Linked DNA regions of Homo sapiens: region 2 is linked to region 1. The links are chromatin contacts, found by Hi-C or POLR2A ChIA-PET in ENCODE. All regions are on one chromosome and are shown on one strand. The core of a region is the stretch at or near the end of the contact, and the rest is flanking DNA. Distances in the headings are between cores, read along the strand shown.

Region 1 (5,327 bases), core at 970-3,469:
TTAAGCCCTTTAAAGTGAACAATTCAATGGCACTTAGTACATTCACCGTGTTGTGCCACCACCACCTCTGTCTAGTTCTAAAACATTTTCATCAGTCAGCACAAAGTAACACCCGGCACCTATTAAGCAGTTACTTCTCATTCTTCCCTCCCCACAGCCCCTGACAAACACCAATCTGCTTCCTGTTTCATGGATTTATTTATTCTGGATATTTCATATAAATTGAATCGTATAATATGTGACCTTCTATGTCGGGCTTCTTTCAACTAACATAATGTTTTGGAGCTTCATCCACGTAGTAGTAGCATGTATCAGTACTCTTCACGGCTGAGTAATATTCCATTGCATACTGCAATTTGTTCATCCAATCATCTGTTGATGGACATTTGGGTTATTTCTGCCTTCTGGCTACTAATGAACAGTGCTGCTATGAACATTCATGTACAAATTTTTGTTTGGATATTTGTTTTGGACATATACCTAGGAGTGGATTTGCTGGGTCGTATGGTAATCCTATGTTTAACTGTTCAAGGAACTGCTAATATGTTTTCCACAATGGCTGCACCACGGCATCCCCCTTTTCAAGACCCACACAGCTCTGTAGTTTTGATGCTCTCCCCATAACGTAACTGAAAGACTGCAAAGAACTGAATCCTGGTTTGCAGATACACTAAGCAGTTCTAAGTGCCTTGGTTGGTCCAGTTGGTAAGAACTTGTGTTAATGAGGTTAAGGTCAGGGTTCGATCCCCGAACTGACCCATTAGCTGAGCAGAGCGGACAGAGTGAAGAATTGTGTCTTCCTGCCACATGCTCCACCATCAAATCCTGCCCTCTTGCAAAAGCTTGTTAGTGGTCACAGGGGAATGGAGCAAGACTGTTTTTATGGTTCCACAGAAAAGGGGGGAGAAATCTATCATCCAAGGCCTCCTGAAGGCGCAGCAGGAGGAACTTGCAATCAGATGATTACTTTCTTCCAGTCCCGCTGTCACCTGGTTTCTGCGGGCCCCTTAAGTAAATTGCTTAACCCTATGCAGAGCCTCAGTTTCCTTATCCCTAAAATGGGAATAATAATCCTCACTCACAAGAGATAAGAATGCATATAAAAGCACTCTACACGCAGTTTTTGCTTGGTTCTTATGGGCTTCCTGTAAGAACCTGAAGGGTGGGCAGCCTCATTTTTCCTCGCAGCACCCCACTGGCTTCTGCAATCTGCTCTTTGCTGCTCTCCGGAGGTTGACTGAGCTGGAATGATGGCGCCCTGTTGACCAGAGGGTTGCTGGCTGTTTTAAATTGTCCTATTTGCATGGAATGAAGTTTGCTATGGTAACAAGGTCTGGTGGCTGGAATCCAGGGCCCCAGTGAAAAATGCAAAGCCTGTGGTCTGGGAGAGAAAGAGGAGCTGGAGAGGGCATATCAACGTCAGGTTACCTCAGTTCTTCTGTGAAGAGGGGATGGGTAAACTGAGGCAGCAGGGCTCAACTCTTCTGCTCCCAGTAGAAGAAAGGGAAGAAGCCCCATCGACGCCTTCCTTCTTATCTCTCAACCTCATCTCTGTCCCCGCCAATATTCAGCCCGGCTAAGAAGCTTAGGAGCTGGCTAAGGCTGCTCCTCCACCTGGATGCACACACAGGGCTAGGGCTGTGGAGAGGCGGGAGCACCAGCGGCCCACGCCGAGGAAGATAGGCGCTCCCTCCTGGGGTGGGCAGCGCAGGTCTGGCCTGCGGGTGGGGGGTGGAGAGTGAGAGGCACGCGGGGCACCAGCTCAGCTCCCCTCTGGGGATTTCGTACTCGCAGTTTAAGGAACCGGTGGAGCACGAACTCCACTCCTGAGCTGGCGCAAGCGTCTCCCTTCCATGGAGATCCACCCCGGCTCCCCTCTGAGGCCCCCTTTCCAAGCACCCTCTCTTCCGAGCACCCAGCACCTCCCCAACCTTAGCACGGCTCGGGGCACCAGTTCTCCAGGGCGGGGGCTGCCCCACCGCTCAAGGGAGGGGACAGAGGGCCGGCCTCGGTCCAGGCGACCCCTGCCCCTCGCCAGGGGCGCCACCTTGGCCCCCTCCCGACTGCCGTCCGCCGCCTCCGCCCCCCCGGGGGGTGTGTCTCCGAAGTACGGGGGCGCGGGAGGCCAAGGGTGCCCCCAGCCTCCGACCGAGACCCCCTCCCGAGCCGGCGGCGAATGGTAGGCTCCATTTAAAGAGTGCCTGGTGGCGCGCGGTGTCCTTCTTGGAGCAGCTCTCGGCGCCCGCCCGCCGGGGTCTCGGCGATCGCTGCTCCTCCTCCTCCTTCTCCTCCTCTTTTTTCTCCTCCGCCTCCTCCCCCCGCCGCCTCGCCACCGCCGCGGCTAGGGCTGGAGGCGCCGCTGTCATTCCTGTGCCGGAGGAACCGGCGCTGCCGGTGCCTGGGGGTCGGGGCGCGGGCGAAGCCGGGCCGCGGAGGACACAACAGGTAGAGCCGGGGGTGCCCGGCCGCGCGCCCCCCGCGCATCATGCAGCTCTTTGTCACCTCTCTCGCCCCCAGGCCAAAATCCTGAGCATGATGGAAGACAATAAGCAGCTCGCGCTCCGCATCGATGGGGCGGTCCAGTCGGCCAGCCAGGAGGTGACCAACCTGCGAGCCGAACTCACGGCCACCAACCGGAGACTGGCGGAACTGAGCGGCGGCGGCGGCCCCGGCCCGGGCCCGGGAGCCGCGGCCAGCGCCTCGGCGGCGGGGGACTCGGCGGCGACGAACATGGAGAACCCCCAGCTTGGAGCGCAAGGTAGGATCGCCCCGGCGCCCAGGGCGGAGGAAGGCGAGCAGAGCACGCCCGGCCTCGGAGGTGGCCGGGGACCCGGGGTCCCCCACACCCGGGGCGAAATCGCTTTGCATTCTGGCTTGTAACCCTTTCCGCCCGGCGGTGGCCACCGCTGCTCTCCGGCTGGGAGTTGCAGGCTGCTGTCATTCACGAAAACCCGAGCGCAGTGTGCACGGGGTCACACGGTCACACCGGCCCCGGCCAGCCTGAGCGAGGCGCAGCCGGCGGGTCCCTTCCGGCATCAGAAAGTGCCCTTTCCGTGGCACCAGCCCCCTAGCTCCGTGCAAACTTTTCATGCCGGGGCCTTTTCCCCACCCCCCGCAGGGGTGAATGGCACAGTTCCCCCCACTTCCTTAGGCTCCTTCCCAGAGAGAGCTCCGGGCTCTGCCGCCGTGGTTGGGATAGAGGATTGCACTGCTGTGCACTTTTCTCCGCGGATGCCAAATCCCTTGGCTCAGTTGCATCTGGACTTTATTTTCTTCTCATTTGAGGTCTCTCAGGCATTGGAATCTATAGATGCAACAGTAGATGCTCAGCTCAGCAGGGAGTTTAAATTTCCGCAAATATAAACACCGAGAGCACTTTCCAGGGGGATACTGTAGACCTCAAAGGTTGAGCGGTAGAGAAATGAAGGCTTAGGGTGGTGGGCTGCAGGGAGCCCGTTTGAAGGGACTCTGCGGTTTAGAGAAGAGGAAGAAAAAGACAGTTGGTTTGTGTTCACATTGACAGAGATTAAGCTCTGAAACCCCCTGCAAGACATAAAGGCGGATGGGGCATTCCCTAAAATGTACTGTTTGGTTTCTGTGACTTAGAAAGTAAAAGGGTAAGCAGGCTTTGGGGGATTTTTTTTTTCTTTTTGCCTAATTGCCCTTTAAGAAACAGTATCACTGGTTATTAATATCATTTGAATTGCAAATTAAACTGCTGAAATCCAGAACAGGACAGAAACAAATCTCCAGTCCATGAGGTCCACTTGTCTAAATATGTCACTTGAAGTGCAAGGTACCAATTGCTCAGTGGCTCAAAATGATTTTCTGGTTCTGTTGTCATTTCAAGAGCTTCTCTTGAGGGTTGAGAGAGTCTGTTTTCCTAAGAATCTGGTTCTCTCCATCAGTCTCTGTTTCCACCTTATCTTCCTGGGAAGGTGTGCTTTCTTTGAGGTGAGATGTGAAGCCTGCCCACGTGCAGTTTTATGTCGAATTCCAAGTCAGATCTTAACTTGGTACTCCCGGAGCCTGTTGGAAGTCTTAGGAATTGGGGGGAGTACTTTGGTAAGGAAGTAGCCATGACGTAATGGTGAGAAGGTGTTGTGGTCCTAGTGCTTGCTGCAAGCTTGACATGTGGTTATTCTTGTCATCCTTGCAATGTCATTGTGTGCGAAAGAACATTCTCCACTGGAACCTGTGCAAAAAAAAAAAAAAAAAAAAAAGACAGACTGCAAGGTAATGCTTCACTTTTTATAGGCAGAGGCTCTGCTAACATTAAAGAAATAGCTAAGAACTGGCATTTTGCTAAGAATCAAAAGCTGTATAGTAAAGGACACTGAACAATGCTCGTTTATTTCCCACTGTCTGCCCCTTTCTCCGCGAAGGAAAAGTTAAGTGGCTTTTTATCTGAGTCCTGGGTCTGGTTGTAGACTGGGCAGGCTAAGGCAGTCAACGCAGTAATGATGTCCACATGCTCAACTTGAAAACTGACATACTCGCGGATGGTTAAATTGTTGTAGTGGAGCAACAGGGGGCTGATTCCTTGTTCTTTTTTCCTACACAAATGCACAGGGCTGTGGAAATGAAAATGGCTTTTGGATCTCTTGGATATCCTTAAAAACACATAAAACCAGCAGCTCCCATACGCTCTCAGGACTGTGCCTGCCCATGTCAGTGGCTGGCTGTGGGTGGTAGGATGAAGGGTGGTCTTGATTTCTCCTCTTTGTACATTGGTATGTCTCAAAATCTTTCCTAGGGGCACTTTGTGATTTTTATAATCAGAAAATAAAATGTTCAAAGGTTTAAACTCTACTTGATTGTTGGCCGCATAACCGTCTAAACTGATATGCATTTCAACAGATGTGATGGTTGAAAAGAAAACAAGCCCCCGTATAAGTTCAGTGGGGTATCATTTACTTGTCTGTAGCAACAGTACTTGATACATTATTTAGCCTCTGTAAGTTTGGGGGATTTTTTTTTTTTGATGGGGGCGGGAGTTGTTTTTGTTTGTTTTTGTTTTTTTCATAGCCTGTGGCAGCATCCTGCTAGCACAGAAACCCTCTGCAGAGGTGGTCTGGTAGTTTCTTTTGCCATTGCTTTCATTATCCTAAAAAGAAGCCTTGAGTTCTCACACAAGTTAATTTTAAAGTGCAATTGATTGGGTTCCACTTGATTCTTCGTAATACACCTCCAGGGAGGCTCCCAGAGGCTCAGCTCCTCAGGGTTTCTGACTGTTCTTCCAAATTAGTCTTGTGTTTTCATTTTGTCTGTGTTGGTGCAGTTCAATGGGCCCAGACCCTAAGAGTGTTTAAGTGCTATTGAGTTAT
Region 2 (5,327 bases), core at 1,734-4,233, 180 kb before region 1:
ATGTGTGTATGTATATATATGTACACACACACACACACACACACACACACACGTTAACCAGGTGTAGTGGCATGTGCCTGTGGTCCCAGCTACTCAGGAGGCTGAGGTGGGAGAATAGCTCGAACCTGGGAGGGAGAGGTTGCAGTGACCCAAGATTGCACCTGGGCAACAGAGCCAGACTCTGTCTCAAAATAAAAAAAAAAAAAGGAAAAAACAAAGAAAAACAATAATCCTAGGTACTTTCTGCATGTTATTATTCCATTGATGAAATCACACTTCACCATTAAGAAGGGCAATTTTTAAAACGCTAAATCCATTGCACCAGGCTACTGAGTGAACCCAATTGTTATCGAGAGCAAAAGTGTTACAGTGAGGTTCTTCGCCATTTCTCTGGCGGCTGATTTGGAAGGAAAGATACTTAATTTGACTTCACCTTCACAGAAAGGTGAACTAAGAAGCCTATAAGGAAACCAATTTCAGCTGCTCAGTCTACAATGTATTTGTCCAGTGCCATGGAGTCAATGAAACACATCAGCTCAAATGACAATCACTGAAGTGAGACTGGGATATTGGCCCCTCCTGGCTGGTTGGAGTCAAACCAGAGAAACAGGTGGCTACTGTACGCACAGGCTGTACAAGGAGACCCTAGGAAAGAACAGCCTTGGTCTTTGGGGCCATCAGAAAAAGACTGTCATCTGAAATTAAACCACAAGAAACCTACATCGGGCCGGGTGTGGTGGCTCACCCCTGTTATCCCAGGACTTTGGGAGGCCAAAGCAGGCAGATTCCGAGGTCAGGAGATCAAGACCATCCTGGCTAACATGGTGAAACCCCATCCCTACTAAAAATAGAAAAAATTAGCCGGGCGTGGTGGCAGGCGCCTGTAGTCCCAGCTACTCGGTAGGCCGAGGCAGGAGAATGGCGTGAACCCGGGAAGCAGAGCATGCAGTGAGCAGAAATCACACCACTGCACTCCAGGCTGGGCGACAGAGTGAGACTGCCTCAAAAAAAAAAAAAAAAAAAAAAAAAAAAAAAAAAAAAAAAAAAAAAAAAAACCTACATCGAAAGATTTGCCATCTCTAGACATGTCCCCTCCCAGGAGATGATCCATACAGAGTTACCAGTGGAACCACGGCATATCCTGTGGGTCCAATGGAGGCAAGAATTTCTAAGAATAAGAACCTTAGATCTTACTAAAGGTAGTGTTGATGAGATATTAGGAGCTCAAATTCAGGAAGATCTGAGTTCAGATTTTTAACTCCACAAGTTCCTAACTATATGACCCTGGCAGGCTATCTAACCTCTCTGAGTGTCCATTTCCTCCCCAGGAAAGTCTCAAGCCATGCCGGCTTGCTGTGATCAGTAAAGGAGATAATATGCATAAAGTAGTTTGCACTGTGCCTGGCACATAGGAAGCACTCAGGAAACAGTGGCCACTACTTTTATTATTACTGTCAGCATGTAACCAATGGAAATAACATTCTACCTCTATGTTGTAAGTTTTCGGGTGGGAAGTGATTTTGTTCTTGGTGCAAGGAAAAGAATATTGAAAATTAGGAACCAGTCAGAATTTATCACCATCAGGCAAGGAAAATGAGTTTGCCTCTAGATAGCAAGGCTTGTTTTATAGACAATCTGATTTTCCTAGTCAGAGGCAAGGCATTTTTCAGGAGATCCAATGCTTGTCTTCTAACTGTATACTCCCAAAGCAACTTTTTGTCTATGATCTGATCTCTCAAGTAGGGCAGGCCAAAGGACTCTCCCTAGCTCTGAAGCCAGACCCTTCTCCCACTCAAAGTCATGAAATTCGCCTACAGAGAATCCCTCAGAGTCTTGTGAGTTTGGTTACCATGAGTCAGTCACCAGTACACTTGTGTGTGTGCAAATGAAAATAAGGCTTCTGCATCTGCAGAAATGATGGCTGGATGGGGGTTTGTGGGGACCACCTCGGCACCCAGAAACTGTCCCCCTGTGAACTCTTGTCTGAAAACTTCTAGCCTGCCATTCGGATACAACTGTCAACGAGTGTTCAATAAGCACATGGAAAAATACAAGGATGCTATATATTTTTATTCCTATGTGAGCCGTATTGAGCATTTTCAATAGAAAAAGTTTATCTCTTGGTAGCACCCCATCTTTACAAAGGAACTTCTATGCCAGCATAAACCAGGCACTGTAATAAATATACCTTATACATAGTCTTTGCAGTGACGCTGTGAGGACACTGTTCCTGCTGTCATTTTAAAAGTAAGTAAACTGAAGCCCAGAGAAATTCAGTGACTTTCCCAAAGTCATAAAGCGCAAAAGAAAGAAAGGCCGGGTCTGACCCCTATTCTGTCTGACGTCCGTGATCTTTCCACCCTGCCCGGCCATCCCCATCTATCTCATTGCCTGGGAAGCCACCATCCCTCCCAGCCCATTCCCTTGTCACAGAACATGAGTGCCCAAAGCCTGTGCTCTGTCCAAGCCACTCCATGAAGCACTCGCCTCTTCCCTGGACTTACCAGAGTGTTAGGCCAGTTCCCTCTGTGTGGGGAAGTGTCCGGAATTTGTGGGTTCTTGGTCTCACTGACTTCAAGAACGAAGCCGTGGACCCTCGCGATTTGAGTGTTACAGTTCTTAAAGGTAGTGTGTCCGGAGTTTGTTCCTTCTGATTTTCGGATGTGTTCAGAGTTCCTTCCTTCTGGTGGGTTTGTGATCTCGCTGGCTTCATTCAAGAGTGAAGCCGCAGACCTCCGCGGTGAGCGTTAGGACTCTTAAGGCGGTGCGTCTGGTGTTGTTTGTCCCTCCCATCCGGAGTTGTTCATTCCTCCCGGTGGGTTCGGGGTCTCGCTGGTCTCGGAAGTGAAGCCAGACACCTTTGCGGCGAGTATTACAGCTCGCACAGACAGTGAGACCCCAAAGAGCGAGCAACAATGGGATTTATTGCAAAGAGCGAAAGAACAAAACTTCCACAAGGTGGAAGGGAACATTAGGGGATTGCCACTCCCGGCTCCGGCAGCCTGCTTTTATTCCCTTATCTGGACCCACCCACATCCTGCTGATTGGTCCATTTTACAGAGAGCTGATTGGTCTGTTTTACAGAGAGTTGATTGGTCCGTTTTGACAGGGTGCTGATTGGTGCATTTGCAATCCCTGAGCTAGACACAAAAGTTCTCCAAGTCCCCACTAGAGAGGCTAGACACAGAGCGCTGATTGGTGCGTTTACAAACCTTGAGCTAGACACAGAGTGCTGATTGGTGCATTTACCATCCTCTAGCTAGACATAAAAGTTCTCCAAGTCCCCACCAGATTAGCTAGATACAGAGTGCTGATTAGTGCACCCACAAACCTTGAGCTAGACACAGGGTGCTGATTGGTGCATTTACAAACCTTGAGCTAGGCGTAAATAAATTCTCCAAGTACCCACCCGACTCAGGGGCCCAGCTGGCTTCACCTAGTGGATTCCCCCACCGGAGCCACGGGGGGAGCTGCCCGCAAGTCCCGCACCATGCACCCACACTCCTCAGCCCTTGGTCCTCAGCCCTTGGGCAGTCAGTGGGACCAGGTGCCGCGGAGCAAGGGGTGCGCTCGTCGGGGAGGCTTGGGCAGCTCAGGAGCCCACGGCAGGAGTGGGGAGGCTCAGGCATGGCCCGCTGCAGGTCTGGAGCCCTGCCATGCCGGGAGGCAGTTGAGGCCTGGCGAGAATTCGAGTGCAGCGCCTGCAGGCCGTCTCTGCTGGGGGACCTGGCGCACCCTTTGCAGCTGTTGGCCCAGGTGCTAAGCCCCTCACTGCCCGGGGCCGGCGGCACCAGCCGGCCACTCCCGAGTGCGGGGCCCACCGAGCCCATCCCACCCAGAACTCAAGCTGGCCTGGGAGCGCTGCGCACAGCCCCGGTTGCCGCCCGCACCTCTCCCTCCACACCTCCCCTCCACACCTCCCCTCCACACCTCCCCGCAAGCAGAGGGAGCCAGCTCCGGCCTCCGCCAGCCCAGAGAGGGGGCTCCCACAGTGCAGCGGTGGGCTGAAGGGCTCCTCAAGCGCGGCCAGAGTGGGCGCCGAGGCCAAGGAGGCGTGGAGAGCGAGAGAGGGCTGCCAGCACGCTGCCCTCTCTCAGGAATTGGTCTTAAACACTATGCCTTAGGTTATAGCTAGAGCTACTACTACATCAATTAAAAGGATGAAAATAGTGTGTAATCAATTTGTATCAATGATAAATAATTGTTTGCCCTCATTATTCAGGGAAGAGCTCCCAGTGAGTTTTAAAATATTCCTTGGAGTGATGGGGGGAATGGTTCTTGAATAGTAGAGCATTCCTAGCACCCCATTCAGAATTTGGTTATTGACTCTGTATTATCTTACATTCTTCTTTTGGGATGGGTTTTCTTGGGGGTGCTATGCTCTATCCTCCAACAGTAGCTTTGAAGTCTCCATCCAAGAAGGACACGAGGAAAGCCACATTGGGAGAAAACACATCCCTTGATCCCTGATTAGGGCTTGGAATGTACATTCCCATAAAGACCCTACTATGCACAGTTGATTGTTCCCTTAATGTTACCACATTAGGACAGTGGCAAACTGTGATTCTGAGACATTGTGGGTTCAATAAAGCATGTTTCCCAAACCAAAGTCTTAGAAACATAAGCCGACTTATGTTCCAAACTTCTATCCACAAGTTTGGAAAATTCTGGGTTAAATACTGTTGAACAAGCGTCTTTATTCAAAACTTCACAGAACCTGATTTTGAGAGTGGGCATGTGACTGCCCAAAAGGAATCTCCCAAACTCTTTTTACCACAAAATTTCTCTCGGAGTTGGCCAAGCTCACCTTTCAAAACCCTGACATAGGCCTTAGTCCCCTCCCCTCCCCCGGCCTCTTTCACTTACTACACTGGGTCCTGGGGAAACTCTTCCCCTTGTCTGAATAACCAACTACACTGACTGCCCAATGAGCTAGTAAATGCAACAAAGTAACAAATATATCCAACAGTGCATGGGCTCATCTTCCACGCCAATGTCAATATTTTGCAAAGTGAATTTTGTCCACTCCAGTGACTGAGATTTGGAAAGTCTGTCTTGGATATTCCTGATGCACATTGGTGAAGGTTCTGAGAAATTTCAGCAGCAAAGGAGCCTGGTCAGCCAATGTGAACCAAGAAGAAAATAGGCAAATCGCTATTTTACCTTTGTTATTTTAAACTTAAATTGAATTCTGTGTTTTGGCTTTGGTTGGTGAGTTTCATATTCTGGGTTCTGATGAGATGTGATCTGAGTGTGCTTCAGAGAACATCCGTGGGCTTCCGTGTTTACTCAGCTATCTGCCCTAAAAACACTTGCTCAGCAGCATG

What was found. A loop is a pair of places that touch in the nucleus more often than their neighbours do. ChIA-PET counts read pairs that join two places held with the same protein, here RNA polymerase II (POLR2A).
Region 2: a loop to region 1 is called in a map of dorsolateral prefrontal cortex, with 2.0 times the contacts of the local background. The contact joins the promoter of KAZN-AS1 here to the promoter of KAZN in region 1. A Hi-C loop is called at or near these places in 1 of 168 maps with a recorded cell type or tissue (dorsolateral prefrontal cortex). POLR2A ChIA-PET finds 5 or more read pairs at or near these places in 1 of 52 experiments (WTC11).

The regions. Positions count from the first base shown.
Region 1 is chr1:14,596,466-14,601,792 of GRCh38, forward strand. It overlaps KAZN (kazrin, periplakin interacting protein), which reads left to right and starts at 2,220. Exons shown (of 15, transcript NM_201628.3): 1 at 2,220-2,758. The coding sequence starts at 2,533. RefSeq lists a silencer at 2,887-3,046.
Region 2 is chr1:14,416,990-14,422,316 of GRCh38, forward strand. It overlaps KAZN-AS1 (KAZN antisense RNA 1), which reads right to left and starts at 2,984. Exons shown (of 5, transcript NR_149058.1): 1 at 2,505-2,984. It also overlaps a transcript of KAZN not described here.